Linked DNA regions of Homo sapiens: all the other regions are linked to region 3. A link is a contact called in ENCODE Hi-C or POLR2A ChIA-PET data. All regions are on one chromosome and are shown on one strand. The core of a region is the stretch at or near the end of the contact, and the rest is flanking DNA. Distances in the headings are between cores, read along the strand shown. Region 1 has its middle 14 kb from the start of IER5. Region 2 overlaps MR1 (major histocompatibility complex, class I-related). Region 3 has its middle 88 kb from the start of CACNA1E. Region 4 holds the start of LINC02816 (long intergenic non-protein coding RNA 2816).

Evidence for each region. A loop is a pair of places that touch in the nucleus more often than their neighbours do. ChIA-PET counts read pairs that join two places held with the same protein, here RNA polymerase II (POLR2A). Pooled maps may share reads with other maps.
Region 1: a map of CD8-positive, alpha-beta T cell shows a loop between it and region 3 (10-fold over the local background). The contact joins two enhancer-like sites. A Hi-C loop is called at or near these places in 3 of 168 maps with a recorded cell type or tissue (CD4-positive, alpha-beta memory T cell, CD8-positive, alpha-beta T cell and naive thymus-derived CD4-positive, alpha-beta T cell) and 8 of 50 pooled maps. POLR2A ChIA-PET finds 5 or more read pairs at or near these places in 3 of 52 experiments (CD4-positive, alpha-beta memory T cell, endothelial cell of umbilical vein and naive thymus-derived CD4-positive, alpha-beta T cell).
Region 2: a pooled map shows a loop between it and region 3 (13-fold over the local background). The contact joins two enhancer-like sites. A Hi-C loop is called at or near these places in 4 of 37 single-sample maps with no recorded cell type and 9 of 50 pooled maps. POLR2A ChIA-PET finds 5 or more read pairs at or near these places in 1 of 52 experiments (CD8-positive, alpha-beta T cell).
Region 4: a loop to region 3 is called in a map with no recorded cell type, with 11 times the contacts of the local background. The contact joins the promoter of LINC02816 here to the enhancer-like site in region 3. A Hi-C loop is called at or near these places in 5 of 37 single-sample maps with no recorded cell type and 2 of 50 pooled maps.

What each region holds. Positions count from the first base shown.
Region 1 is chr1:181,099,645-181,106,716 of GRCh38, reverse strand. No RefSeq gene overlaps it. Among named protein-coding and RNA genes, the nearest start is that of IER5, 14 kb to the right of the region's middle. RefSeq lists silencers at 898-947, 1,208-1,697, 1,718-1,777 and enhancers at 470-1,364, 6,835-7,034. Within about 2 kb of position 1,941, at least 29 of the 41 ENCODE cell types and tissues checked have a DNase peak (open chromatin) inside an H3K27ac peak, as active enhancers do; they include CD8-positive, alpha-beta T cell, where a contact is called at or near this core.
Region 2 is chr1:181,057,445-181,064,091 of GRCh38, reverse strand. It overlaps MR1 (major histocompatibility complex, class I-related), which reads right to left. Exons shown (of 6, transcript NM_001385161.1): 6 at 2,154-6,647. Among named protein-coding and RNA genes, the nearest start is that of MR1, 27 kb to the right of the region's middle. RefSeq lists enhancers at 1,245-1,294, 1,935-2,064. Within about 2 kb of position 1,516, at least 16 of the 41 ENCODE cell types and tissues checked have a DNase peak (open chromatin) inside an H3K27ac peak, as active enhancers do; they include CD8-positive, alpha-beta T cell, where a contact is called at or near this core.
Region 3 is chr1:181,391,487-181,398,689 of GRCh38, reverse strand. It overlaps a transcript of CACNA1E not described here. Among named protein-coding and RNA genes, the nearest start is that of CACNA1E, 88 kb to the left of the region's middle. RefSeq lists an enhancer at 68-177. Within about 2 kb of position 2,154, at least 2 of the 41 ENCODE cell types and tissues checked have a DNase peak (open chromatin) inside an H3K27ac peak, as active enhancers do; they include CD8-positive, alpha-beta T cell, where a contact is called at or near this core.
Region 4 is chr1:180,902,505-180,908,863 of GRCh38, reverse strand. LINC02816 (long intergenic non-protein coding RNA 2816) reads right to left here and starts at 2,272. Exons shown (of 4, transcript NR_185877.1): 1 at 2,134-2,272; 2 at 573-661; 3 at 93-172.

The sequences.
Region 1 (7,072 bases), core at 692-3,191, 290 kb after region 3:
GTTGGCCACTTCCTTCCTTCCCTCCTTTTTCCTTCCCTTCCTGCGGGAGCTACTCTGCCCCACCTTCCTTCCTGGAGAGGAGGACCTACCCTTTCCTCTCTAGGGCTGGTGCCAAAGGGATGAACAATGTGATTGCTGGGGGGGCGGGTAGGGGTGCAGGGAGTCAAGAAGTGGGAAGAAGCAGCCGGTGTTCGAAACAAACCAGAGTAACCAAGCAGAGATGGAGGGAGAGAGATGTTTAGTCCTCAAGGTGCATTTCAGGAGTCTTTGACCAGTTCCCAGAAATTTCCTTCATTTAAGCTTCCAAGCAAAGAGACTGCTAATGGCAGCAACGGCAGTAGAATCCCCAAAGCCTCATCAAGGTGCCCAAATAATGTGACCTCAAGGTGACAGAAAAAAGGATGGCGTCAGTGAGGTAAAAGGGGCACTCAATCTAGGTAGCCATTTGCAATCTCCCTTCTGCTGTCCCACAGCCCAGAGAGAAAAGAAAAAGTGGAAAGGAAACCGTGAAAAGAGGCAGAGACATCAAGAGAGTTTCTGGAAGAGTCTTGAAAAGGGCAAGGACAGAAAGAAGATGCCAATAGGAAGGGGAGAGGACAATACAAAAGGTAATGTGGAGCTGAAAATAGGAGAGGGGAGAGTCGCCCTTCCATCAAATGTAATGATAAAGCTACCAAAGGAGACCAGAGAGTGGCGGAGGGGGAAGGTCAAATGGAGGCGTTCGTGAAGGCAGAGCTTTGGAGAGAGGGCCAAACGTGAGATGGCGAGCACACAAAAAAGGCGCTCCAGGAGGCAGTTGAGGGGGCTGGAACGAAGTGAGAGAGAAGAAGGAAGAAATCAAAGGGTTCATCGAGGGAAGGGGGCGCCTAGGAAACACGCCCGGGAGGGCCCCGCTTTGTCTGGCGTGGGCGGCGGCGGGGGCAGCACGTGCAGCCGGGAGCGCGCTGAGCCGCCAGGCTCCGAGCCGAAGAGCGCCGAGAGGAGACACGACGCGCGGGGGCGGCCCCAGCCCCTCAGACCAGCGAGACCTCTCGCCGGCGGGCCCAGCGCTGCAGAAGGGGCGCATTGTTATGTCCCAGGTCGCAGCAGATTGCCGCTGTCCTGCAATACTCTCGCATCCTGGCACCGCGCCACTGGCACGGCCCGGGGGCTGGAAATAACTGCGCCGTTCCCATGACGACGAGGAAGCTCCCCCCGCCCCCGCCCCGCCCCGCCCCGCCCGCTGAGCTCCGCCCACCGGTACCCGCCGCGGCCGCCTCCCCACAACGGAGCTCCCCCGGTCACCCTGGCAACGGCGGCCGCGGCGCGCGGGAGGTGACTCTAAAAGCGGCGGGCCCCGCCCCCGCCCTCCAGCCCGCAGCGCCGCGCCGCGCGCCCAGCCCCCGCCTGGGCCTGCTCTCGGGCGGGACCTCACTGGGGCAGCCGCGGGCGCCGGCGCAGGAAGCCTCCCTTCCCCCTCGGCCCGCCGGGCCCGGAAAGGCGGGAGCTGGGAGGAAGCTTCGCGGCGGCCGAGGCTGCGGGAGAGGACGAGCGCGCCCCATTTTCTCCGCGGAGCCGCCCCCAGCCCTCCTGACCTCCGCGCCCCTTTAAATCCTCCGCGGGTCTCCCCGCCCTTCCTGCTGGGATGGGAGGAGACCTTAGCGGACGGTGCTCTGCCTGTGCGGCCAGATGAAAGGGGGACTGGGAAAATGAAGCCAGCTCTTGCCGGTGGGCTGGGGGCGGCAGGAATCCGGAGCTCTGGCCGCTGGCGGCACTGGGCTTGAGGGAAGCGGCGGCACGGGAGGCGTCCTCGGGAGCCGGGGTCTCACGGTCCAGGGAACGCCCCCGCCGCCGGCTTGCTAGCGAGGCATCCCGTGAACAAAGAGGCCTGCTTCACCCTACTGGGGCGATCGCCCCCCGGAGGGAAGGGTTTCCACCTTGCACGGCACTCGCGCGTTTTGTCTGTTGGTTGTGGTGAGGAGGGTGTATTGCAGATCCAAAAGGAGCCTCTCGGCCTCCCAGGGTGTCTGGGTCAGAATTGAGACGTTCTGGGCGAGGAGGTGTTGGGAGGGGAGTAGGAGGTCGGAAGGAGAGAGGCCGACCCAGTTAGCTCTGTTCACACCGTCCCTCTCTAGGAGCGGAGCCTACACCTGACTTGTTTGGAATGTGAGCTTTTGCAGGGGACAGAGGCCCTGGCACGTAGAAAGTTCTAAACTGTCTGGTGAATTGCTGCAATTAAAACCAGAGCGGCTCCTTCAGTTGTCCTGGGTGGGCAGGGCATCCCAAAGAAACACAGAAAGTATGCAGGGTCCTTTGAAAATAGTGCCCATATCAAACAAAATATTAATACTTCGCATTTGTAAAGTCCTTTCCTCTAAGAATGTTGTCTCGTTCCATATATATTTTCCACTCCATAAAATTCTAGAGCACAAAGAAAGGATTCATATGGGAGCGAATAGAACAAGTAAAGACGGTCAGCTGTGGTCACAGTGGAGGAACTGAAGAGTTTAGACTTCACCAGCTCTTAGAGCCCTGTTTTCTTTGAAGTGGTTACAACCGAGTACTTTGGTGTGGCCTAAAGAGTTTGAAGGTATACAGTTAAAGGACCTGGAAATAAGATTGGGCTGGCCATTGGGGCCTTGCTTTTCTCATCTGTGAGATGATAGTTGTGAAAATGAGATTAGACTGTATGAAATATTCTTCGTAAGCCATAGGATATGTTATACAAATGCTTTAGTTATTGAAACATCTATAAATTGGTATACAAGTCATGATTACTGTAGTTGCAATACGGAGTTGGTGGGGTGCTTCAGATTTGCAAGCTGTAGGAGGTGGGAACAGGACTGAAGGGCTATGTGCTGATGAATCTCCTTCAGCATTGCTGTGGAATGGATATGCTTCCCCAAAATTCATATGTGTTGAAGCTCTAACCCCTAATGTGACTATATCTGGAAATAGGGTCTTTAGGAGCTCGCTCTCTCCTCTGCCATGTGAGGGTACAGCAAGAAGGCGGCCATCTGCAAGCCAGAAACAAAGCCCTCAACAGAACCTGACCATGCTGGCACCCTGATCTCAGATTTCCAGGCTCCGGAACTATGAGAAATACATTTTTTTGCTTAAACCACTCTGTGATATTTTGTTATGGCAGCCAGAGCAGACTAAGACAAATATGTCTTCGCTTGGAGCTAAGCGCCCCTCCTACCACCTCCACCACCTGGCGTTTTGTTCAGCACTTCCACAGTTGTCTCATTTTTAATTTGTAACCGTGTAAGTTGGAATTGGCAAGATTTATTTTAAAATGAAGAAGCTAAGAAACAAAAAGATTAAAAGGCCTGCTGAAAGTCACACAGATTGTGAATGACTGAACTAGAACTAGAGTCTCCCCAGACAACATCTAGTCCCTAGCATCTGCCAGGTTCTGGGCTAGATTCGAGGGATAAGGAGATGAATATGATTTAGAGGTGGAGAGGGTACAGTCTGGTCAAGCAAAGAAACGTGAACAAATCATTACATCAAGTAGAAAAGTCTGCAAGGATTCATTGGCCCAGCAGGTAAATGGGAAGGGTGGCCCAGGCAGGGGAAGACTGGGAAAACATGGCTTTGGGGGAGCCACAAGTGCTGCTGAGGATAGGGTACAGTACAGAGAAGGAAGGGGCAGAGATGTCCCAGATGCCATTGGAGATTCAGCTTTGCTTTCACTTTCCCAAGGACTCATGGCCTCCCTAGGGCCCTGGCCAAAGGGGAGACCTGAACTTAGAGATCAAGGCTAAGAGTCCTTAAGGACCTAATGTGCCTAAGGAAAAGCAATAGTAAACTCTTCCATTAGTTTTATGTTGACCCTTCTATAGAAAATTATCTTTGTTTTTGGACCTAGCTAGGGTCTCCTAAGGGGTTAGTTTATTAAAGCCCTAACCATTTGTAAGTAAGTGATAATGTGCTTTAATTAGAAGATATGAATTGCACACCTATGACTTTTTCTAGCAAGGTCCTACCCCTAATCAATGTTTTCGCAGAATCTCTGTCTCCAGAGGCACAGAGTCATACTTAAATGAATACATGATCATCCCTCACCATAGAAATGCAGATAAGGACCTTAACTAATGAAGGGGCTAATATCTGTCTCCTTTTGGGAACATTTGTACAAGCTCTTACCAGTTATAGTCAGATAGGAGGATTTATTTGTCTACTGTTTTCTTTATGGGTACAATATGCGTATTTGTGTATATCATATATCCTTACTCTGACTTTTATTATTTATTAAATCACAGCACTCAGATGCTCTCTTGGGGAGGGACTGTAGGTTAGGGACAAAATAGGCCCAGTAGGGCCCTTGCACTTAGAGCCCCTCTCCCAGAAACCAGGTTCCAGAAGCTTGCCCACCTCCCAGGGGTACTCATTCTGAGTACCAGGCCAACAGCCAATTTAAGGGCTGGTTCTGGGATTTCAGCATCTCTCTGCCTGGTACCAAATGAAGACTATCATCTCTGCCTCACTGGAGACCTCATTAGGACTTGAACTCTGGTCTTTGTTCCTTCCCAGTAGGTTCTATACAGTGGAGAAGGTGTGGGGAGGAGGGGGGTCAGGTAAGCCCACAACTCCCAGAACAGCAGGAGTCCAACAGCCTCTGAGAACCAGGAAGTGAGTAAACAAGCAATTACCAGAAAGACAGGGAAGAGCCCGGTAACCCGAGAAGTGGTTCAAATTATTTGATTCCACTCCCTGCCTTCCCTCAAGCCCTCCTCCCCACACCTCCCACCCAGCTTCTCAAGGCTAATTTCACCCCCCTCTGCCTACTCTCCAAGCGAAATTCCACCCCAGTGGAAGCCGGGTCCCAGGGATGAGAGGTGGACGTTACATTCTGGCTAGGGTCTTCAGGGCTTGGCCATTGTCAGTATCGCTGCCGTTTGTCTGTATGGCAAGAAGGGGATAGAATCAGATGGTGCTGCCTGCTATCCTTCCTACTCAGTACCCCTCCAGCCTTCCAATCCCTTTGGGGAAGAGGGGAGTTTAGGAAGAAAGAGGTGACTCAGACCTTGCTTCTCAGAAACTAGAGCGGGAACCCAGCTGGGCTGCAGGAAGTGTGGGGTCGGAGTGAAAAGAAACCTCACATTCCTTTCTCTCTTTTGGCTGGGGAGCTCCCTCTTGCCTACTGCTTCTAGGCTAGTCCCCATTTTTTCACTGTCTCTGGTTCTGCTGATACCAGAGCAGATCCTGGCAGAAAAGGTTTTGACATAGAAAAGATTAAGGTCTAGCACTTATCTTCAAAGAGTTTACAACTTGGTGAGAATAAGAGAGGTAAGACATTTCAGGAAATTTTAAAATATGTACACAAATAACAAGGCAATGTACGATAGATGCCTCAGGAGAAGTGCCACTGTTGCTATTGGCCCCAATCATTTCTCACCTGCATTATTGAACAGCCCTCTAACTGGACCATGCTCCCCTGCCCCACTTAAAAGCCTTCCTTGGCTCCCTCACATCTTTTAAGGTGAAACCAAACCCCCTTCCATGGCATGCCCAGTGTTTTGCAATCTGACCCCTCTTAATCCTCAGGGCCATTCTTCACACCCGTGCTCCAAACAGAAGGAAGGAAGCATTTGTGATGTTCAGCTCCTACCAGCTCTCAAGGCCTCAGGGCCTTTGCACATGCAGCTCTATCTGCCTGGAATGATTTCCCCCTTATTCCCTACTTGGCTAAGTCCAATTTGCCATTTGCGACTCAGCGCAGAAATAACCTCCTCTTCGCAGGAACCCTTCCCTCACACTCTGTCTGGGTTAAGTATTCCTCATCAGTATTCCTATATCACAGTAGTATTAACCCTGGATTGTAATGATCCATTTTTCATCCCTCTTCCCTCTAGATATCAACTTCCTTACTCATCTTTGTACCCAGTGCCTGACACAAAGTAGACAATAAATGATGGCTAAATGAAAGGCTGACTGGCAGGCAGAGGAGTTCATAGAGAATATGGGAAGTTATTAGAGGCTTTTGAGTCAGAGACTGATAACATCACCAAAACTGTACTGTCAGATGAGTAATCCATTAGTTATAAGGTAGGGCTGGGGTGGGGGTGAGGGGGGCTTTGACGCGAAATGGAGAACAGACTAAGAAGTGTTTGAAGAACGAAGATGGTATCAGTGGGAACTAGAAAGCAGGAATAGAAGTGAACTACATTGTGAAGATAATGCTGTGAGCTTAACGAGTGTTTAGATGTGTTGGTAAGAGGTATGGGGGATGGGGGGTGGAGGTAGGGGGTAAGGCCAAGATTTGCAACCCTGGTACCTGAGAAGAAATGCGAGTGGAAGAATCAGACAAGTCAGGAGAAGGCACTAAATGCAGATAGCAGTGGGGCGAGGGAATCTGTGAGACGAGATATCTGTTTGTTTTTAGAAATAGCTTCACTAATTAGGACAGAGAGCAAACAGACTGGAGGAATTTTGAGCCCTGGGTTGAGTTTTGTCTCTGGGTGGTCTAGGCATGCAAAGACTAACAAGTTAGAGCCTCACCTTATCTTTTCAGCAAACTGTGACAAAGGTCCAGTAATGATGCCGGTTTGTAAATCACTTTCACACCTTTAGCATGAAAGGATCCCACTACCAAGTGGAGCTATTAATTCTTTTGCATTCCCCCCACCCCCACGTTCCAGAGGAGTTTGCTGGGGGATGATGCTGTTTTTCCATCTGAACGGGGCTATGTTTTATCAAATACACTGCAGTTCTCAGTCCATTACCTTTTTCTCCTCACATTCTTCCTGTTTTCTGACTCTGAATTTATTTTAATCTCGTGTTTCTCGTTAAATCATCACAGACATCTGTCTCTCTTGCCTTCCCTATCCGTCCACTCCACTCTCCTCTCTTACTCTTAACATTCTTCTCTTGATCTTCTTGTCAGTTGCCTTAAGAGACCTCAAACTGCTTGGCTTCTCTCCCTCCTCTCTCGGTATCCGGAGCCTCTTTTTTGGACATGTCTCAACCTGTTTTCAGTCTCAGACTAATCCTCCATAACACTGAAAATGACAGATGAGGTCAGACTTGGTGGGGAGGGAAGGAAGAGAAAATTTTTACCCAGGAAACCATGCTCATTCATAACTGG
Region 2 (6,647 bases), core at 267-2,766, 330 kb after region 3:
CTTGAAAGTTTTATTCAACCTGTGTCTTCAGTATTACTATGAAAGCTCACTGTCAGAGTTGTATTTCTTTCTTTCTTTTCTTTTTTTTTTTTTTTTTTTTTTTTTTTTGAGACAGAGTTTCGCTCTTGTCGCCCAGGCTGGAGTGCAATGGTGCAATCTTGGCTCACTGCAACCTCTGCCTCCCAGGTTCAAGTGATTCTCCTGCCTCACCCTCCCAAGTAGCTGGGATTATAGGCACCAGCAACCACACCCAGCTAATTTTTTTGTATTTTTAGTAGAGACGGGGTTTCACCATGTTGCCCAGGCTGGTCTCGAACTCCTGACCTCAAGTGATCTGCCCGCCTTGGCCTCCCAAAGTGCTGGGATTACAGGTGTAAGCTACCGTGCCCCCAGCCAGAGTTGTATTTCTTCTGTTAGCAGAAAACCCAGGGACTGTTTTATAGAAATGCATTCTAGATTACAATCTCTAAAATTATTTTCTGTGATGTGAGCTTGATTTTTCTATAAGCATATGTCTGGGCCATTTTTGTACTTGCTAATTTTCAGAACATCATTGTGCTGTGTTGCCTACAGAGTCTGGCTTGTAGGAGCAGCAGTTCATTTTGTCAATATGCATATGTACTGAGTGCCTACTATGTGCCAGGCACTGAAGTGTCAGGCCTTATGGCGCATATATTTCATGAATGGTTGATTAACTAATGAAGGCCATAAGAATTTGATTTAAATATCAGTATTTGTGGCAGATTATTAATAAGAAACTGGGGTAAAAAAAACTCTGTGGCTTGAATGAAAATATGGTGTATACCATGCCACACAGAAAAAACGAATAATTCCTTGTGGCTGGGGGCAGTCTCTAAAAATGTCATCATTAGGCCCAGAAACATGTCATCTTGTAGACTAATTTCAAGTCTGTGAAGCTGCACTAGTTTACAGATCTTTGAAATTTGATCTCAATTTCAGTTGCAAAGACCTAAATTGGATTAGAACAGCTTGCCTGTCTTCTTCAGGGATCCTCAGGGACCAATGACCATTCAGTCTTTTAACAGTAAGGTGAAGGGCTGCCCATGTGCTCGGCCTTGGTGGGTTACATCTGGTTTGGCAACTTCCTGTTGTGTGTAACACAGGGACTGTGCATTCGTAGCTGTTTCGTGAGTAATATGCAGAGTGCATGTGTTGGGTATTTTAAAGTACGTGAGAGGGTTGTGTTTCAGCAGCTGATGGGATGCCAAATGTTTGACTTTTTATTATTCCAGCCCTTCAGATTTCCCCAGAATTGTCACCTTCTAGAGCGTGTGTCTTGCCAGTGTGTTCCAGGAATTCTCTATTTATGCCACTGTGATGTTGCTCAGAAAACAACAGAGCTTTCGGTTAGTTCAAGTAAACTTAGAATCTGCGCTGATGCCTCAGAAAGGAAGAAAGGCCAGGACGGCCTCGGCTTGGGTGGCACTCTTATTTCTCCCTTGGTTTCACTTCCTTATTTTCGTGGCTTCCCATTTCATCCTGTAGCCTCCTCTCAGAAGCTGTTTCCCCCCTTCCTACTCCCTTCCCACCCCCGGGTTGTTTCCCCGGTTGTTCCCACACTCTAGCCCATTTGTGTCCTCAGAGGTCTGGCCGCTGCCACTGCACCTGCCTCAGACCCAGTGTCACCTCGCCAGGGCTTCAGCCAGCCTGACCTTCCAGCTGCCACCCAGCAGCTCAGCTTAGGGACTCAGAACCTTCTGGCCCAGACCTTCATACCCAACTCCCGCCCAGGGGCAAATGCAGAAGCCTCTGCTGGTGCAGCCAACACGGAGTGGGGGCAAGGCGGAGAGGAAAAGCAACAGCTCAGGGTGTGGTAAGAGTGCTCAGGGTGCTTCCCAGCTCAGGGCATTGGTAAGAGTGGGTGGAATTTGCATGTTAAGAACTTTCATTAACCAAATACCCAAATGGTGACAGAAAAGCAAATTCAGACTAGTTACATTTCTGGAAGGTTTCAGATATTTGGGCCCCCAAGATGGCTGAGAACTCATTTCTCAGCACCTCTTCTCATAGCCTTCGAGAAAAACAGTACCTCCCATAAGAACCTCCGAATTCTATCTTTGTCTTTAATATGTATGTGTTGGGTGGGGTGGGGGTATTGATGGAATGTTTCAGATCACTAATCTCACAGACAATGCAATGACAAGATAAAGTTTATTAGATGGAGAATGTTAATACAGCTGAAACCTTTGAAGAATTCAGACCAGTCCTCAAACCATTCATCCTGAGTACCTGGAATGTTATATGATCTTGAGTGGGATATTTCCCCTCTATGACTTCAGCTGTAAGATGACACTGTTCTTTTGTACCAGTACATGAAGACTAGCTAATTAAAATACTATACTAGTTCATTCAAAAAGTATTTACTGAGTTGCTACTACGTACAAGGCATCATGCAAACAGACTGTGCAGTATTACATAAAATTTTTAAAATAGATTTCCATAAATAAACACCATGATAGGATTATGTAACATCTTCCAGGGAATTTTAACCGTTTGGATGTACTACACAGTGGTTCTGGTTCTACCAGTCTAAATGAATTGACTTGTTTTTTTTTCCACCATCACTCCTCCCTTTCAATTCAATTCATTCATTCTGGTGTGCAGCCCATTTCTGTCTATTTTCTAATGATATGACCAGAGCCACCATGTAGGCTTGTGCCCTGCACAAGGATAGATACCCCACTGGGGAACAAACGGGACCAAAATCTACTCTGTGTTCTGCTGGCCAAGCCGGGTGACCTGGCCTGGGCTGGCGTCCTCCCAGAAGAAGGGTTCATTTTTCCAGTTTGCACACATGTGCTATTTGTGGGTTAGCTGAGGCCCTGCTTATGTCTTCAGTTGGTTCACAAACCAGAAACAGAACAAATGGCCATCATTTGATTACAAATGTAATCAAACTAGATTTACAACCAAGGCTTGCTGAGTGGCATTATGGGTTTTATCCTGTTGCATGGCAAGCCGCTCATGCACGGGCTGTGCTCAGTGTCCTTTTTCCTCAGCCATGCCAGCCATGGGGAAGCAGGAGGGGAGCTTGTTGGAGAAGGTGGCCTCAATGAGAGCCTTGGTGCATTCCCCTGAAGCCACAGTTTGGGGCTTCTCCCTCAGCAGGGGTCTCCACAGTCTGAGTGTTTTCAGAAATCTTATATCCAGGGGACCCCAAATCTTATGTCCAGGCCCCAGGGTCTGAACTCATATTTAAGTACTGAAAGGCATCAGCATCTCCCCTCTGGTTGAACTTGACCTTCTTACTGAGAACCAGCCAGGCAGGCATCAGAAGCCTCAGGCTCCAGAGGAGAAGCTGGTGGGCAAATAGGTCAGGAGCAACTGCTTTCACCATCAGGGATGAAAGTTGAAGACCAAGAACACTTCCTTGTCCTGTGGTGCAGGGGTTGGGATGGAGGGGTGAGTCTTATAAATGGAAGAGAACTAAGTGTTGTGATTTAAAGGAAGAACATTTGCCTCCTGCCCCCAAATGCTCCCAAACTCTCCAAAATTCCACAGATTCCTTTGGCTTAACTCCTTTCACAGAGGTAAGCTAAGGTAGTCAGTCTCACTGTAGTTGCGGTGAATTCATTTAATGATCTTGGTTTCCTAACTGCTAGATAATCCAGTGGAGCCAAAAAATTTTGGTGGATTGAGGGAACCTACAGAGGTTGGGTAGAGATGTGTTAGGAGTTGAATTGTTTCCTCCAAAAAATTCATGTTGAAGTTATAACCCCCAGTACCTCAGAATGTGGCCTTCTTTGGAAATAGGGTTGTTGCAGATGTAATTTGGGAAGGTGAGGTCATCCTGCAGTAGTAGAGTGGGTCCCTAATCCAGTATGACTGATGGCCTCATGAAAAAAGGAAATTTGGACACAAAGCCATGCATGCAGGGAGAACACCAAATGAAGACTAGAGTTACGCAGCCAGAAGGCAAGGAACAACCAGAAGATAGGAGGGAAGCCTGGAACAGATCCTTTCCCAGTCCCTTTAGAGGCAGCATGTTTCTGCCAACACTTCATTTTGAACTTCTGGCCTCCAGAACTGTGAAACAATAAATTTCTGTTGTTCCAAGCCACCCAGTTTTTGTGGTACTTTTAAACGACTACCCTTGGAAACCAGTACAAGGTGGAACGGGGAGACGATGGAGAACATGACATTGTGACATGTTGCATCTTTCCCAAAATGGCCACAATGATATCTCCCAACTACATGCTCTTCTTACAATGTAACTCTGACAATCTTCCTATTGAGTGTTGGGTTCTATACACCCTCTTTTTGAACCTGAGCAGGATTTTATGACTTCTTCACCAATGAGAGTATCACAAGAATGACATTTTGTGACTTCCAAGATTAGATTATATAAATGCTATGCACTTTGACTGTGATCTCTTGGGATACTCACTCTGAGGGAAGCTAGCTGCCATGTAAGCAGTGACTGCCCTGAGGCCACCATGTTGTGAGGAAGCCCAACCCACACAGAGAGATTACATGGAGAGTTCCTGAGACTACATGGAGGAGATGTAGCTGATGCCTGGCCACCACCCCTGGCTGCCCCATTTCTGTTCCAGCCACCACTTGCCTCCAACTCCATGAGAAGCCAGAACTGCTTACCCAAGCCATATCCAAATTCCTGACCCATAGAAACTATGAAAGAAAATAAAATGGGTATTGTTTTAAACCAATAGGTTTTGGGTTTTGTTACACAGTCTGTGGGGTTTGGGGCAACCAGAAGCTAGAAGGACAATGGAGAAAGGGAGGCCAGAGTGAAAAGGAGATGCAGAGATGTTACAGAGACATACAATGCTCAAAGATGGCAATTTCCAAAGAAAGAGAGGTGAAGGCAGCTCAGGCAGTGGAATCATCAACCTCTAAAAAGCACAATGTACTGAATGTCCTGAAGCTATTGGGGAAAAAAAAAAGATGAAAAGGGCAATGCAGTTAAGTGGGAAACACCTGGGCTGGGAGATGCCTGTGCTTCTTCCTAGCTCTGCTGCCCACAGCACATGGCTATGGGCAAAGCCCCCTGTCCTCCTTGGAGAACATTCTGTGAACTAATACACTGTGTGTGAGAAAATAGCAAACTCCAGAGAGCAGGTGCTAACAAGCAAGAATGTGTCCCCTTGCACCAATTCTGGGGTCATCAAGCACTCTACAGATTGTGATTTAGTTGTTCTTATGTAGATTTTCCTGCTGGAAGGTGTACTGACCAGCTGAGACAGATATCTGACCCACTTAGCAATTGTGTTTCTCACAGTAAATTAATACATTGGCACTCCACTTTATATATCCATCTGATCACTTTGTGGGGACACTAGACCTGCATATGTGAGGACAAAGACCCCAGACAGTGGTTTTCAAAATAAGGTGTGACTGCTCTGTGTGACTCTGGCAGAAAATGATCAGCTGGCCTCCCTAGTGGACAATCTGTTCCTCATAGCTACAAGTGCAAAAACATCTTCTCTCAGGCCAAAAAAAGAAGAGGAGAAACCAAGTCATTCCTCAGAAATAAGGAAAGGATCACAACTTGGAAATCATGGGAGTAAGAGGAGAGAGGAAAGGAGGACTGGCCCCTGATGGGAGAGCTCAGAAACTCTCGATGGAGTCTTGTTGGATTTTTCACCCTGCTCTTTAAACTGCTTTCTCTCCCTTAAATGTACCACATCAAAAACATCTGCCATTTAAATTTACCACATCTTGGTCTATATGCACATCAAAAACAAACAAACAAAAAAAACAAAAACAGGTAATAAATACAGTGGAGTTAAAAAAAAAAAAAAGAACAGAGTTGAACAGGTTTCTCATCTAGTGTTCTTGATCCAAAATATTCAGTAAAGAAAATTCAAAGCCAAAACATAGCTGTGGCAATAGCACAGTTATTTGTTTTTAATGTTTAGATCATGGTGTCAAATATTTCATAGGTTATGATTACTGAGCATCTGTACTCAACAACCATGAAGTAATGAAGCAATAACAAGGCTAAAACAATTAAGAAGTAATATAATCTTCAACCATCTATAGTAAAATGAAGGTTGCAGAATTTTAGGTATTACTTACTTATTTTATTTTTATTTTTTTGAGATGGAGTTTCACTCTTGTTGCCCAGGCTAGAGTGCGATGGCGCGATCTCGGCTCACCACAACCTCTGCCTCCCGGGTTCAAGCGGTTCTTCTGCCTCAGACTCCCGAGTAGCTGGGATTATAGGCATGCGCCACCATCCCCGGCTAATTTTGTATGTTTGGTAGAGACAGGGTTTCTCCATGTTGGTCAGGCTGGTCTCGAACTCCCGACCTCAGGTGATCTGCCCACCTCGGCCTCCCAAAATGCTGGGATTACAGGCATGAGCCACCGTGCCCGGCAGTATTTTTTTTTTAATCATCTCTTTATATTATGATTCTTTTAGTATTATAAAATCCCCCAGGAAGAAACATAAATGCTACAAGTGCATAACAGAATGTTTTGTCATCACATCCTTGTCCTTGCCTCCTCTTCATCCATTTGGACATATTATGTGTTAGGTGTAGGGCAAGGCCTTGGAAACACAGAGGCTTTTTATCTGTGTCTTTGATGAGAGTATCCTGCAGTTGCAGAATCAAAAGGCATTTACATAGATACATTATCACCTGTGTCTATGTAAATATGTA
Region 3 (7,203 bases), core at 905-3,404:
GCAATGCTGGTGCTTCATGGAAGCCAGTCCTCCTTTAGCTCATGGAGGGAGGGCACTCCGCACACCCTGCTCCAGCTGCCAGGAGGTGCCTCCAGAGTTCCTGCGCTTTGAATCAGCTTTTCTGGCCCTTCTTGCCCTTCTTCCAGCCCTGGCTTTGCAATTTACTGGCTTAATATCCTTGAGCAAGTCAGCCAACCTCTCTGGGCCTCAGTTTTCTCATCTGTAATATGGAGATAATTGTCCTTTCCTCCAATAGATTTATTATGAGGGTTAAATAAAATAAAGTGTGAGCATGCACTTCCTAAGCTACAAAGCTTATGGAAGAAATTGATGTGATCTTAATCTAATTTAAGGTTTTGGCACCAAAAATAGGTGCAAAGTTTTGTTTTTATTTTGTTTTGCCTTGTTTGTGTTTTTCTGGAAATGGTGATAAAGGGAGAGCTGGTCCTTGCACGTCAAGACTCTTCAGAGAAGGAAGGGAAATTAAACTGCCCCTCCTCTCAGCCAAGGCATCTGGGTAGAGCCTGTGGCTTTCATAGATGTTCAGATGGCAGCAGTTTCATTTTACAATTGACCTCAGAAGAGACAGAGGTTGAAGCAACAGCAGAGGGCTGAGCTTCAGAGTGGGGACAGGAGAAAGAGGCGGCTTCCCCAGGCAGACACTAGCTTAATAAGGTGACATTTGCACATTAGCAGCAGGCTGGCTAATTGATTTGTTCCTGTTACAGGAGCATCTGTCTCTGCAAAAAGGCGATGGCCACCAGCTCTGGCACAGTTGCTAGGAGAGTGTCCAGGATCTCTCAGGTCATTTTTTGCCCTAGCCAATAGGGTAAAAGCATTTTGAGAACCAGGAGAATGCCAATGAGAACTGACTGGAGTACAAGAAGGGTAAGGGCTACATGTGGAATCCCCAGGGCTGCGGAGCTCAGCAGGGAGAGGGAAGGACAAGACGGGATGAGGGGGAGGGACACCAGGTCCTGGAGCTGGATTCTAAGCATCGCTGATGTAGCCCATACAAAAGTTTTTCTCACTTTCCTCCTTTTTCCTGGAGTCTTCCTAGTGACGTGATGAGAGGCTGAAACACCCCACCCTGTCCAGGCGCAGTGGCTCATACCTGTAATCCCAGCACTTTGGGAGGCCGAGGCAGGCGGATCACTCGAGGCCAGTTCGAGACCAGCCTGGCCAACACGGTGAAACCCCGTCTCTACTAAAAATACAAAAATTAGCCTGGTGTGGTGACGCATGCCTGTAATCCCAGCTACTTGGAAGGCTGAGGCAGGAGAATCACTTGAACCCGGTAGGTGGAGGTTGCAGTGAGCTAAGATCGTGCCACTGCACTCCGGCCTGGAAATAAACAAAAAACTCACCGAGGCAGGGGCCTGGGTTTTGTAAGGGTTCAGGACAGAGTTCCCATCCACCATTATTGTGGTGAGACGTAGTAATAGAAGAGAATTCTATAATGTGAGGCCTGCTGGGAGCATGGGAGGCATCAGTGAGGACTGATGCTCTTGACCCTCCCAGAGACATTCTGAGAGCTCCTGTAGACCTCTGCCCTTTTTTACTGTGAAGGTCTGTTTGGTTGCCTCTAGAATTCCCTCATCTGGTGGCAGAAAACCCACCTATCTTCAGGGCTTGGAACTACCCTACAAAGCAGGTCTGCAGCTTGCAAGGGAGTCCCAGCTGTTCCATTGGCCAGGTTCGCTGCAGAGGTGTTCAAACCAGGCATCTTCTGCAGGCTGGACAGATGTGTTCTACTCTTAAAATAAAGTAGCTCCAGTCTTTACCCAAGTCCCAGAAGAAGAAGTAGTTAATGGAAATAATTTTCCCAATTTTAAGATTTCTCTCCTGTGATTTATTTTCCTTAAACTCTTGAGATCTGATACCTCTTGTCTCTATAAGAATGTAGTGGGTAATTTTATCTGTTTTAGCGTAAACTATTTATTCTGGGTTGAGGGAATCTCTGTTTCTATGTTATTCCACATTGTTCTACTCAGGACCAGGCTCCAGCAATTACCTTTCTCTTCTGCGTCATCAATTTTTCACTCGTTGGATTACTCCTATCAATGTGCAAACATACTGTTGTTTCTCTCATCTTAGAAAAACCACTTCCTTCATCAGCTATTTCCTGATTTCTTTGTTCTCCTTTGTGACAAACTCTTCAAAAGAGTCATTTCTATTCACTGTCTCAGTTCTCCTCCTCCCATCCCTTCTTACACCAACTTTGATCAAACTTTTCTCCCCACGCTTTTGTTAAGGTTATCAATGCCCTCCACATTGCTAAACCCAATGACCAATTGTTCTTGTCATGCTTGATGTGGTAGCCAGCTTCCAAGATGACCCCACCTCCTGGGATGTTCACCTTTGTGCGGTCCCCTCCCACACTGTACCAGGGTTGGTCTGTGTAACCAAGAACATTCAGAGGTGATGGCATGACACTACCACAGTTAGGTACAAAAGACTGTGGCTTCCGTCTGGGGTGCTCTCCTGCAGTCTGTCTCCCTCTTGGGCCACTTGCTGTGGGGGAAGCCAGATGCTATGTCATGAGGCCACTCAGATGGCCTACATGGCCAGGAAATAGGGTGCCAAGAACTGCAAGAGTGAGTTTGGAATGGGATTCTCCAGCCCCAGTTGACCCTAGAGATGACTGCGGCCACAGCTAACAACTTAATTTCAACCCGCAAGAGATCATGAGTCAGGACTAGCCACCTTAGCAACTCCTAGATTCCTAAGTCTTGGAAACTTTGTGAGATAATACATTTTTGTTGTTTTAAGCTGCTAAGTTTTTGAGTGATTTGTTACACAATGATAGATAGCAAATACACTTGACTCATCACATTATTTGACATAATTGATCACTCTTGCCCCCTTGAAACACTTTCTTCATCTGGCTTCCACGACATCACACTCTCCTGGTTTTCCTTCGACCTCATGGATCACTTCTCAACTTCCTTTGCTGGCTTTTCTTCTTCTGCCTCGATTCTTTAAGCTGGAGGCCCTCATGCCGCTCTTAACCCCAGCTGCTCTTCAAACGCACAAACCCAGGAGGAGGTTCTTGGTACCTGCTTGTTGAAAGTTCCAAATATTTTTTCCAAATACTTGAAATGTAATGGTTTTTAAAGTCTTGAGTCCAAATGAGTACTCACTGCCCCCATCAGAAAAGATGGTGACCTCATCCAGTCATGTGATTTGAATTACCATATATGTTGTCAACTCCAAAATTTATAACTCAGCTCAGACCTTTCTCCCAAATTTCTGACTCATATAACCAGGTGCCTCCATGACTTCTCTACTTGGATATATAACATACAACTCAAATTCAACATGCCCAAGTGTGAACTCCTAACTTTTCCCACCCAAGCCTGCTTCACAATCTCCTTCTGAATTGACGGCAGCTCTGTCCTTCTGGTTGCTCAAGCTGTCCTTGACTCCTATACTTCTCATTCCCCATATCCAATCATCAGTGAATGCTATTAAATCTACCTACAAGATATATAAAAAGATCGAGTCACTTCTCACCATCCACTGCTACCATCCTGGTACAAGCCACCATCATCTCTCATCTGGACACAGCAACAACCTTCTAACTGGTCTCCCTATTTCCACCCTTACCCCTCTACAGTCTATTCTGAACACAGTAACCAATGTGCAGCGTGAGCCTCTTAAATAGGCAGAGCACATCATTCCTCTCTGCATAGCATCCTGCAATGTACCCTCCCTTCACTTAGAGTAACAGCCACAGCTGACCTCCCAGTGGTCAGCAAGGCCCTGCACCATCTGGCTTCCTGTTACTTCCCAGACTCTACCTCCTTCTAGTCTCTCTTTCCTCTGCTCCAGCCACACTGGCCTCCATGTTGTTCTCGGAACATGCCAGGCTCACTCCCACAGCATTTGCACTGACTGTTTCTTCTGTCTGGAATGCTCTTCCCCTAAATATCATTCTGGCTAAGTCCGTCATCTTCTTCACATATTTGCTCAAATATCACCTTAACAATGATGGCCTGTCTTAGCCATCCTGTAGAATCCTGCACACTGCCCCACCCTCAGCACTCCCAATCCCCCTTATCCTATTTTCCCCTTTTCCCCCATAGCACTTATCATCTTTCAACGCATTAGAAGCTGTATTTGTTTATGATAGTGTATTGTCTATCTTTCCCTGCTAAAATCTAAACTAGAAAAGGGCCGGTATCTATGTCTGTTTTATTTGATGAGATACCCCAAACCCTTAAGGATTTTTGGCATGTAGTCAACACTAAAAATATTTTAGTGAATGAGTAAATTATCTGAAATTGTTACAAAAGCCTCACAAAATGTTCTGTATTATCCACATTTTACAGATGAAGAAACTGAGAAAAGGGAATTCACATTTATCAGTCTTACTATGTGCCAGACACTTTAAATATGCTATCTTATTTAAACCTCCCATTTTACAAGGCTCAGAGAAGTTAAGTGGTTTCCAAAAGTCACATAAGTGGTGAGAAGGCAAACTCTGATTTGAACCCAGGTCTGGCTGGAGATAAAGTAAACTCCCCCACCACTCTTCCCATTCTTGTATCAAGCACCTTCCACACACACCTGGACTGAGTCAGCAACCAACCGTCCCCTGAGAAGCCACCTTTGGCCAACTGAAGTCACCACATCACACTCTTGCAGGGTACCTTACAGGCCCTGTCTAGAGACTAGGAGCCAATCCCTACTTTTCTTCCTATCCCCAGGTTCAGGCACTCAGTCCCACTCAGTCCCACAGTGGCTGACAGTCACACAACATAACCCGAGCTGCTCTTCAAAAGCACAAACCCAGGAAAAGGTTCTTGGTACCTGCTTGTTGAAAGTTACAAACATTTTTTCCAAGTACTTGAAATGTAATGGTTTTTAAGGTCTTGAGTCCAGATGAGTACTCACTGCCCCCATCAGAAAAGATCACCAGTCCTTCTTGGCCAGGCACGGGGGCACACGCCGGTAATCCCAGCACTTTGGGAGGCTGAGGCAGGTAGATCACCTGAGCTCAGGAGTTCGAGACCAGCCTAGGCAACATTGCAAAACTCTGTCTCTACCAAAAATACAAAAAATTAGCTGGACCTGGTGGCATGTGCCTGTGGTCCCAGCTACTCAGGAAGTGAGGTGGGAGGATCGCTTGAGCCTGGAAGGCAGAGGTTGCAGTGAGCCAAGATCACGCTACTGCACTCCAGCCTGGGTGACAGAGGGAGACCCTGTTTCAGAAAAAAAAGAAAAGAAAAGATCACCTACCCCTCCAACAGTTCCATCCTCAAAGCCTTGAAGACGACATAAAAGACAACTAATGGTAATAATAACTAATGTCCTGTCAGCTTTTACAATAAGCTAGACATTCTTGAATCCTTTACATCTTGTTTAATCCTATGATAATGCTGTAAGGAAGGTATTATTATTAACCCCATCTTACAGATGAGGAAAACTGAGGCACAGGTTTATCAACTTTCCTAAAATCCCATAACTGGTAATTGGTAGAGCCAGGATTTGAACCCCGGCAGCCTTCCCCCACAGCATGCATTTAGCTGATAAACACATTTCAGCATGAAAGCATGTGGAACATGTAAACAACACCTGCAGCTGTTTATGCCTCCAGCACTCCACAAAGAAAATCCATTCACACTCATGGCAATGCCTGCATTGGCAAACTGACATTATAACTTCCAACACAGATATCTGCAATTAACTCCTTATCATTTCACAGATCTCATTCTTACCTCCCTGAAGAACCAGCCCTACATTTTCCACTAGATCAGTTATGTATTACTCATTGCTAAACATAACATTTCAAAATTGCCAATATCACACAATACCTCCATGCTAAGCTTCCTCAGCCTGCTTCCCATCTCAGCCTCTCTCTTGCCACTGTCTTTTTTTCCAGCTTCCTGTTAATTAGGGGCAGCCTCCCTTCTCTTCATGAGTCACAGTCTCACATTTGGTTCCAATGACTGTATTGCTCTGTCTTATTTCTAAAGCACCCTTTTGGGGTTCTGAGATCACTGATCACACATTTCTACCTGCTCAGCTTCTTCTCCTTTGTTTTATTGAACACTGACTACTTGATCTTTAGGACTGAATACATTTCCCTTCCACAGATGTTGGTCAGGCATCCGCTGTGTTCCTGCACACAGTGATGACATCTCTGGTGAATACAAAGACTTAATGACTCCCTGTCCTGGCCATGGAAGAGCCTGAAATATTTTTGGAGAGGTAAACTATCCTTCTTTGGCAAAACTATGATCTTACCAAGTAGTAAAAGCAACCTTAACCCTTTTAGGAGCTCTGAGAAGGAAAGCAAGATCCCTGAGTGCTGGAGGAAACCAGGAAGGCTTCCTGGAAGAGGTGAGGTTTGAACCATTCTTGAAGAATGATAGGAATTGAATGAAAGGAATCTTACATGCAAAGGCATGGAGGGTGAAATTAGTAAGTCTTGAGTTGAGCGTCAGGAAAAATATTCCAGTTAGAGAAACATGGAAGGTAAGATTGGATGAGAACCTAAAAGGCTTTAATGCCAGATTAAAAGACACTGGGATTGTATTCTGGAGGTACCAAACTCCCTATTCCTTACCCTTTCTGTGCTGATCTACCACAGACCTCTCTTAAGAATATTCTGTGCTTATCCTCCCAGGCTCAACAGGAGGCCAAGAGAGGCTCTTCCTCATTCACCAATCCCTGGCCCAAAAGAGGTCTGTCCTTCCACTAAACACACACACACACACACACACACACACACACACAGAGAGAGAGAGAGAGAGAGACAGAGAGAGAGAAAGACAGAGAGAGAGACAGAGACAGAGAGAAGATCTGGAGTGGCAGACCAGATTCCTGTGCTATGGTACTTTCTGACAGACAAATCCAACAGCCTTCTATTCCACCTACGAGCCAAACCCAGTCTGCATAAATAGTTCAGCCAGTGCCTGAAATTTACTGCACCACACTCCTGTCACATCTGTTTCCACCCTTCAGCATTCCCCAGACTCCCTAGAGAACTGGCTCTAGCAAGGTTTGACCACTGGGAGGCCCCAGGGGGAGACTAGAAGAAAGAAAGAAAAGAGGAGCCCGAGTATTTCCCCTCTCCCTCTTGGCTCTAGCTGGCATTAGTTGGCCATGGTGGTGTCTCCTTTGCCACGGAGCTTCCCCCCCAGACAGCCCCTCCCACTGAATTCCCAGCTACCCCCAGGCAGGACTCACCATGGT
Region 4 (6,359 bases), core at 1,023-3,522, 490 kb after region 3:
AAACAAATACAATGTAAACAGTGATCACAAAGCCCCTTCCTCTGCTGAACAACTAGGGAAATGGACCATCCCAAGAAGCCCCTTTGACTTACTGTGAGTGAAAACACAAGCCTCATCCTTCCTCCCAACTTTCCAATGTGCTCTGAACGTTGGAAATACGGCGCCATGTGAGCTGTGGAAACCAGGTTTCACTCAGGATGAAGGGAAAAGTGAGGGAGATGGTCCTTCCAACTCACACCATTAGAGCAAAGTGGGGCAGAAATGGGGTGGGGGCACACTTCTACCATCCCTCGACTGTCCAGCCTAAAGGAGCTTGTCCAAATGGAAACCTGCATTTCCTGGTGGCTCCTGTCTTGCTCATGGGAACATGGTCCAAGGAGGCAACTGATCTGAGCAGCAACTGCTGAGGATCCCATTGCCAGCCCCAGGCCTGCCCTCATCACTTCCTCCAGCAGAGGAGCGAGGGCGCGTGCAGGGTCTACCATGTAGCTGCTTCCCCCCTCCCAAAACCCTCCCGCGGCTCCCCTGTACTCCCCACCGCGCTGCTGGGAAGGCTGATTCTGAGGCCTCACCTATGCAGATTCGGGTTCCTTAGGTTGGAGCAAGGCCCAGGAACCTGTTTCCTTCCAGGATTCCCAGGTGATGTTGAGGCCCGGTCAGTCTGGGGAAGCACAGGGCCTCGAGTTAAAACTCAAAAGCCTTTGCATGGCACATGGGTCACTCCAGCCTCATCTCTCATCCCAGCCCCGAGAGCCTGCCCTGCTTCCTCAACATATTGAGTTGCTTCTAGTTCCCTGACTGGTGGCACCGAGTCCTGTCTCCTTGCCTTTGCCCAGGCATTCCTTCAGCCTGAAGTACCTGCTTCACTCCACACACACACATCCTGCTGTGGACTGAACTGTGGCCCCCTCCAAATTCTTATGTTGATGCCCTAACCCCTCCGTGGGATAGTATTAGGAGGCGGGGCCTTTGGGAGGTGATTAGGGTTAGAGGAGGTCATGACGGTGAGGCCCCCAGGATGGGATTAGCATCCTGACAAAAAGAGACCCCAGAGAGCTCTCTCCCTGTGCACCCTCACCACCATGTGAGGATATAATGAGAAGGCAGCTGTCTGCAGGCCAGGAGGGGAGCCCTCACCAGCACTCCACCGAGCTGGCATGTGACCCCCGACATTTGCCTCCAGAACCGTGGAAATAATTTCCTGTGTTTTAAGCCACCCAGTCTATGGCGTTTTGTTATGGCAGCCCGAGCAGACTGACATCCCCATCCCAACTTGGCTGTCTCCTCCTAGACCTTCCACACTCAGCTCACATGTCACCTCCTCAGGGAAGCCTTCCCCCACTCCCTCCACAGCCCTCACCTGTCAGATCACCTGCTTCTATCAGAGCACTTGTCCACAGTTGTGCACATCTAAGCCTGTGTGTCTCCCACTTCACAGAGACTTCTTTCAAGCAGCACCGTGTCTGATCCTTCCTGTGTCCCTGGCCCCTAAGAGGTGCCCACCACAAAAAAGGTGTGGACCAAATGCCAGGTGATTAAATAAAAGAAAAAATCCCTATCAGATAGCGATGCCTGAGAGAGAGAGGGACCACAGCTTGCTAAGAGAATCAAGGTCCTCTCCGAAGGATTTGGTTCGTCCACTCAGTATGGCCAGTCCTGCCCCAGGCCCTGCGAGAAAGTCAGCCTTTGGCAGGGCCGGGAGCTGTGCCCAGGCTTCCTGACTGAGCCCTGCTTACGTCTGATGCCCAGGCCTCCTTGCCCGTGGCCCCCTTCCCTCTTTTCTCTTCCCCAAAATGCCATCCATCACCGACAGAAGCATTGGCCTTACACTTCAATTCTAAGTGAGCCTGGAAATTTGGAAATAAAATGCCTATCAGAAGAAGAAATGGATGGGGGTGGGGGAGAAGAGAAGGTAATGAGAGAAAAGTGCAAAAACAGGCTGGGAGAGAACACTAGGAGAGATGCTGTCAGAGGACAGTTGGGCACCTCCAGACTGCAGCCGCCGGTCTTCCTGTCACGCCTCTCTGCATGCTGCAGCACACACGGGCACACACACTCGCACACATCAGCTCTGGGCACTGCACCACCCTGAATCTACAGATGCCCAAAGGAGAAGAGACGTGTGGCTCTTACCTGGTCGGGGTCAGCCCACGCCACTCCCCCAGGCTGGCAGGCAGGAAGCCCACTGGGATGGGACCAGGACCCTGGCCAGGGATTTTAACTGCAGACTTCACTGTCTCTGCCCGCTCACTCTGCATCAACTCTTGACTCTGCCAGGCATCTGTTTTCATGCCTGACTCCAGTTGCAGCTTTTCATTTCATAATCCTAATCACAGGGAAATGACTGGGATTAGGGATTTTTTTTTTTTTTTCTGAGACAGAGTCTTGCTCTGTAGCCCAGAGCTGGAGTACAATGGCGTGATCTCGGCTCACTGCAACTTCCGCCTCCTGGGTTCAAGCAATTCTCCTGCCTCAGCTTCCTGAGTACCTAGGACTACAGGTGTGTACAACCACGCCTGGCTAATTTTTGTATTTTTAGTAGAGACGGGGTTTCACCGTGTTGGCCAGGCTGGTCTCGAACTCCTGAGCTCATGATCGGCCCACCTCGGCCTCTCAAAGTGCTGGAATTACAGGCGTGAGCCACTGTGTCCAGCCGGGAAATACTTTAATACTCTCCCTCCTAGTCTACCATGCTTGCTCTGCAGGGGGCCATCATCAGTATGAGGGAGGTCACCCGGCTTTAACCTGTCTGTCAACAGTCACTGTCAGCTTGGCCAAGTCAATTTTCTCAGCTACAAATGAAAAGAGACTCAGGGAGAAAGATCTTGGAGGATGACTAAGACCTGAAGTCATGTTTGTGACCATTTTCAATCTTGAGAAAAACAGAAAATGTCTATATTATATTAATGATTGGCTTGAGAGACTATGAAAACATATATTAGCATGATTCTCACCTCAATAGTTCAATAAAAAATTATGATCATTTCAATGGAAGCTAAAAAAAGTATTTGACAAAATTCAACACTGTACCTAGAAGTAGAAGCTTTCCTTAATATAATAAAAATATTATATCTCAAAGCCAACATTTAACAGCCAACATAGTTACAGCCTAGTGAAACTTCAGCACAGTCCCACCAAAGTTAGGAACAAAACTGGAATGCTTCGCATCACCATATTAATTTAACAATGGGATTCTGAAATGTATAATTATTAAAAGGGAGTTGCCAAAATCATTATACTTTGTAGATGATATTATTGTTTACGATGAAAAACCCAAGTAAATTGTACTCAAATTGGACACAAGATAAATGTTCAAATCTAGTTTACCAGGCCAGGTGTGGTGGCTCATACTTGTAATCCTGGCACTTTGGGAGGCCGAGGTGGGAGGATCACTTGAGGCCAGTAGTTTAAGACTAGCCTGGTCAATATAGTGAGACCCTGTTTCTACAAAAAAATAAAAAATGAAAAAAGTTCTAGTTTTCCTAAATACCAGCATTAATCAAATAGAAGACAGAACTGAAAGAACAAAAAACCTCAGCCAGAAAAATAATAGCCCATTTAGAAAAAACCTTCACACTAAAGACATTTACAAGCATGTTAATAGCAACATTGTTTATAATACAAAATAATTGAAAACAACTCAAATAGCCATTGATGGTAGAAAGGATAATTGTGGCATATTTGTAAAATGGAATATTACATAGCAATGAAAATATAGCTACAGGCCAGGTGTGGTGGCTCACATCTATAATCCCAGCACTTTGGGAGGCCGAGGTGGGTGGATCATGAGGTCAGGAGTTCGAGACCAGCCTGGCCAACATGGTGAAACCCCGTCTCTACTAAAAATACAAAAATTAGCTGGGCATGGTGGCGGGTGCCTGTAATCCCAGCTACTCGGGAGGCTGAGGCAGAATTGCTTGAGCCTGGAAGGCAGAGGTTGCCGTGAGCTGAGATCGTGCCACTGCCTGTCAGCCTGGGTGAAAGAGCAAGACTCTATCTCAAAAAAAAAAATTAAATAAATAAAATAAAATATAGCTACAGGGAAAATATCAGTGATTATCACTAACATGTTGAACAAGCAAAGCGAGTCAAAAAGAAACACAAAATTAAAAGATGCATTATTTTGGGACACATACATTTGGAGTGAAACTGCAATAAAAAGCAACAGAATTATTAACACAGACAGTAGTGCCCTACTGAAGGCGGGAAGATAAAAGGGGGATAGAAATTGGGTAGAAGGACATGGAGGGGTCCAAAGGCAAAGGCAATGCCTTCCTATGTTGGGTGATGACTGTGTGGGTGTTCATGTTATTCTTCTTAACATTGTGAGAGATATATATTGATAAATATATGTACAGGATAAATATCTTATATGTATACATAACAGATCATAATTTTTTAGAATGTGGAAATCACATGAAAAATCTTTACCATGTATGTTAGTCCATTCTCACACTGCTAATAAAGACATACCTGAGACTGGGTCATTTATAAAGAAAAGAGGCTTAATTGACTCACAGTTTCACATGGCTGGGAAGGCCTCAGGAAACTTATAATCATGGCAGAAGGGGAAGCAAACACATCCTTCTTCACATGGCAGCAGGAGAGAGAATGAGAACCCCTTATAAAACCATCAGATCACGTGAGAACTCATTCACTATCATGAGAACAGTATGGGGGAAACCACCCGCATGATTCAATTATCTCCATTTGTCCCATCTTTGACACATGGGGATTATTACAATTCAAGGTGAGACTTGGGTGGGGACACAGCCAAACCATATCACCATGTATATGAAAGAAAATCTGGGTAAATGGAGAAATATTTATTCAGTGCTCCTGGATATTTATTAGATATTACAAAGGTGAAATTTTCCCCCAAATTAATTAAAAAATTTAGTGCAATTTCAGTCAAGATCCCATAAATAGGCCAGGCCATGGTGGCTTATGCCTGTAATCCCAGCACTTTGGGAGGCCAAAGCAAGCAGATCACCTGAGGTCAGGAGTTTGACATCAGTCTGACCAACATGGCAAAACTCCATCTCTACTAAAAATACAAAAATTAGCCGGGTGTGCTGATGTGCACCTGTAATCCCAGCTACTCAGGAGGCTGAGGCCGGAGAATCGCTTGAACCCAGGGGGGCGGAGTTTGCAGCAAGCTGAGATCACTCCACTGCACTCCAACCTGGGCAACAGAGTGAGACTCCATCTCAAAAAAAAAAAAAATCCCGTAAATCGGCAAAAATATTTCATAACAGTTTTGCAAAAGAAATATGGAAGGGGACTTATTCTATAAAATATAAAATTGTATCATAAGGTTATAGTAATTAAAATAGAAACTAATACAAAAATAAACAACCAGAGTAATGTCACATAATAGAGAGTATAAAAACAGACCCTAACTTTTCTTCATCTGATAAAGGGTAGCTATTAAAAAGCCTATAGCTAACATGATATTCAGTGGTGAAATATTGGACACTGATATGGTTTGGCTGTGTCCCCACCCAAATCTCATCTTGAATTGTAGCTCTCATAATTCCCACGTGTCTTGGGAGGGACCTGGTGGGAGGTAATTGAATCACTGGGGTGGGTCTTTTCTCATGACAGTGAATGTCTCATGAGATCTGATGGTTTTATAAAGAGGAGTTCCCCTGCACACATTCTCTCTTATCTGCCAGTATGTAAGACATAGCTTTTGCCTTCCACCACGATTGTGAGGCCTCCCCAGTCACGTGGAACTGTGAGTCCATTAAACCTCTTTTTCTTTATAAGTTACCCAGTCTCAGGTATGTCTTTATCAGCAGCATGAAAACTGACTAATAGAGACACTTTCCCCAAGTTCAGGAACAGGGAAAGGATGTTCAGTGTGCCACTTCTACTCAGCGTTGTCACAGAAGTTCTAACCAGTGCAATAAAGCTAGAAAAAGTGGGGGAAAGTATAAAAAATGGAAGAAAAAAGTGTTATTATTTGCAGATTGCATGATTTTGGATGTAGGAAAATCCAAAAACATCTCCACACTCTCAAAATTAAGAACTAAATTGAGCAGGGATCTGGATACAAAGTCAGTATATAAAAAGAAGCCGAAAAATCAAGATGCTGGCAGGGCCATGCTTCCTCTGAAGGCCCCAGGGAAGGATCTGTTCCAGGGCTCCGTGCTAAGAGCTGGCTTTGCTTGGTTTGTGGAAGTGTGACTCCAGCCTTCACATGGCATTCTCTCTGTAGTGTCTGCGTTCAATTGCCCTCATTTTATAAGGACACCAGTAGTATTGGACTAGGGGCCCACCCCACTATATTCATCTTAATTTTTTGCATCTCTAATGATCCTATTTCCAAATAATGTCATTTTGAGACACTGAGG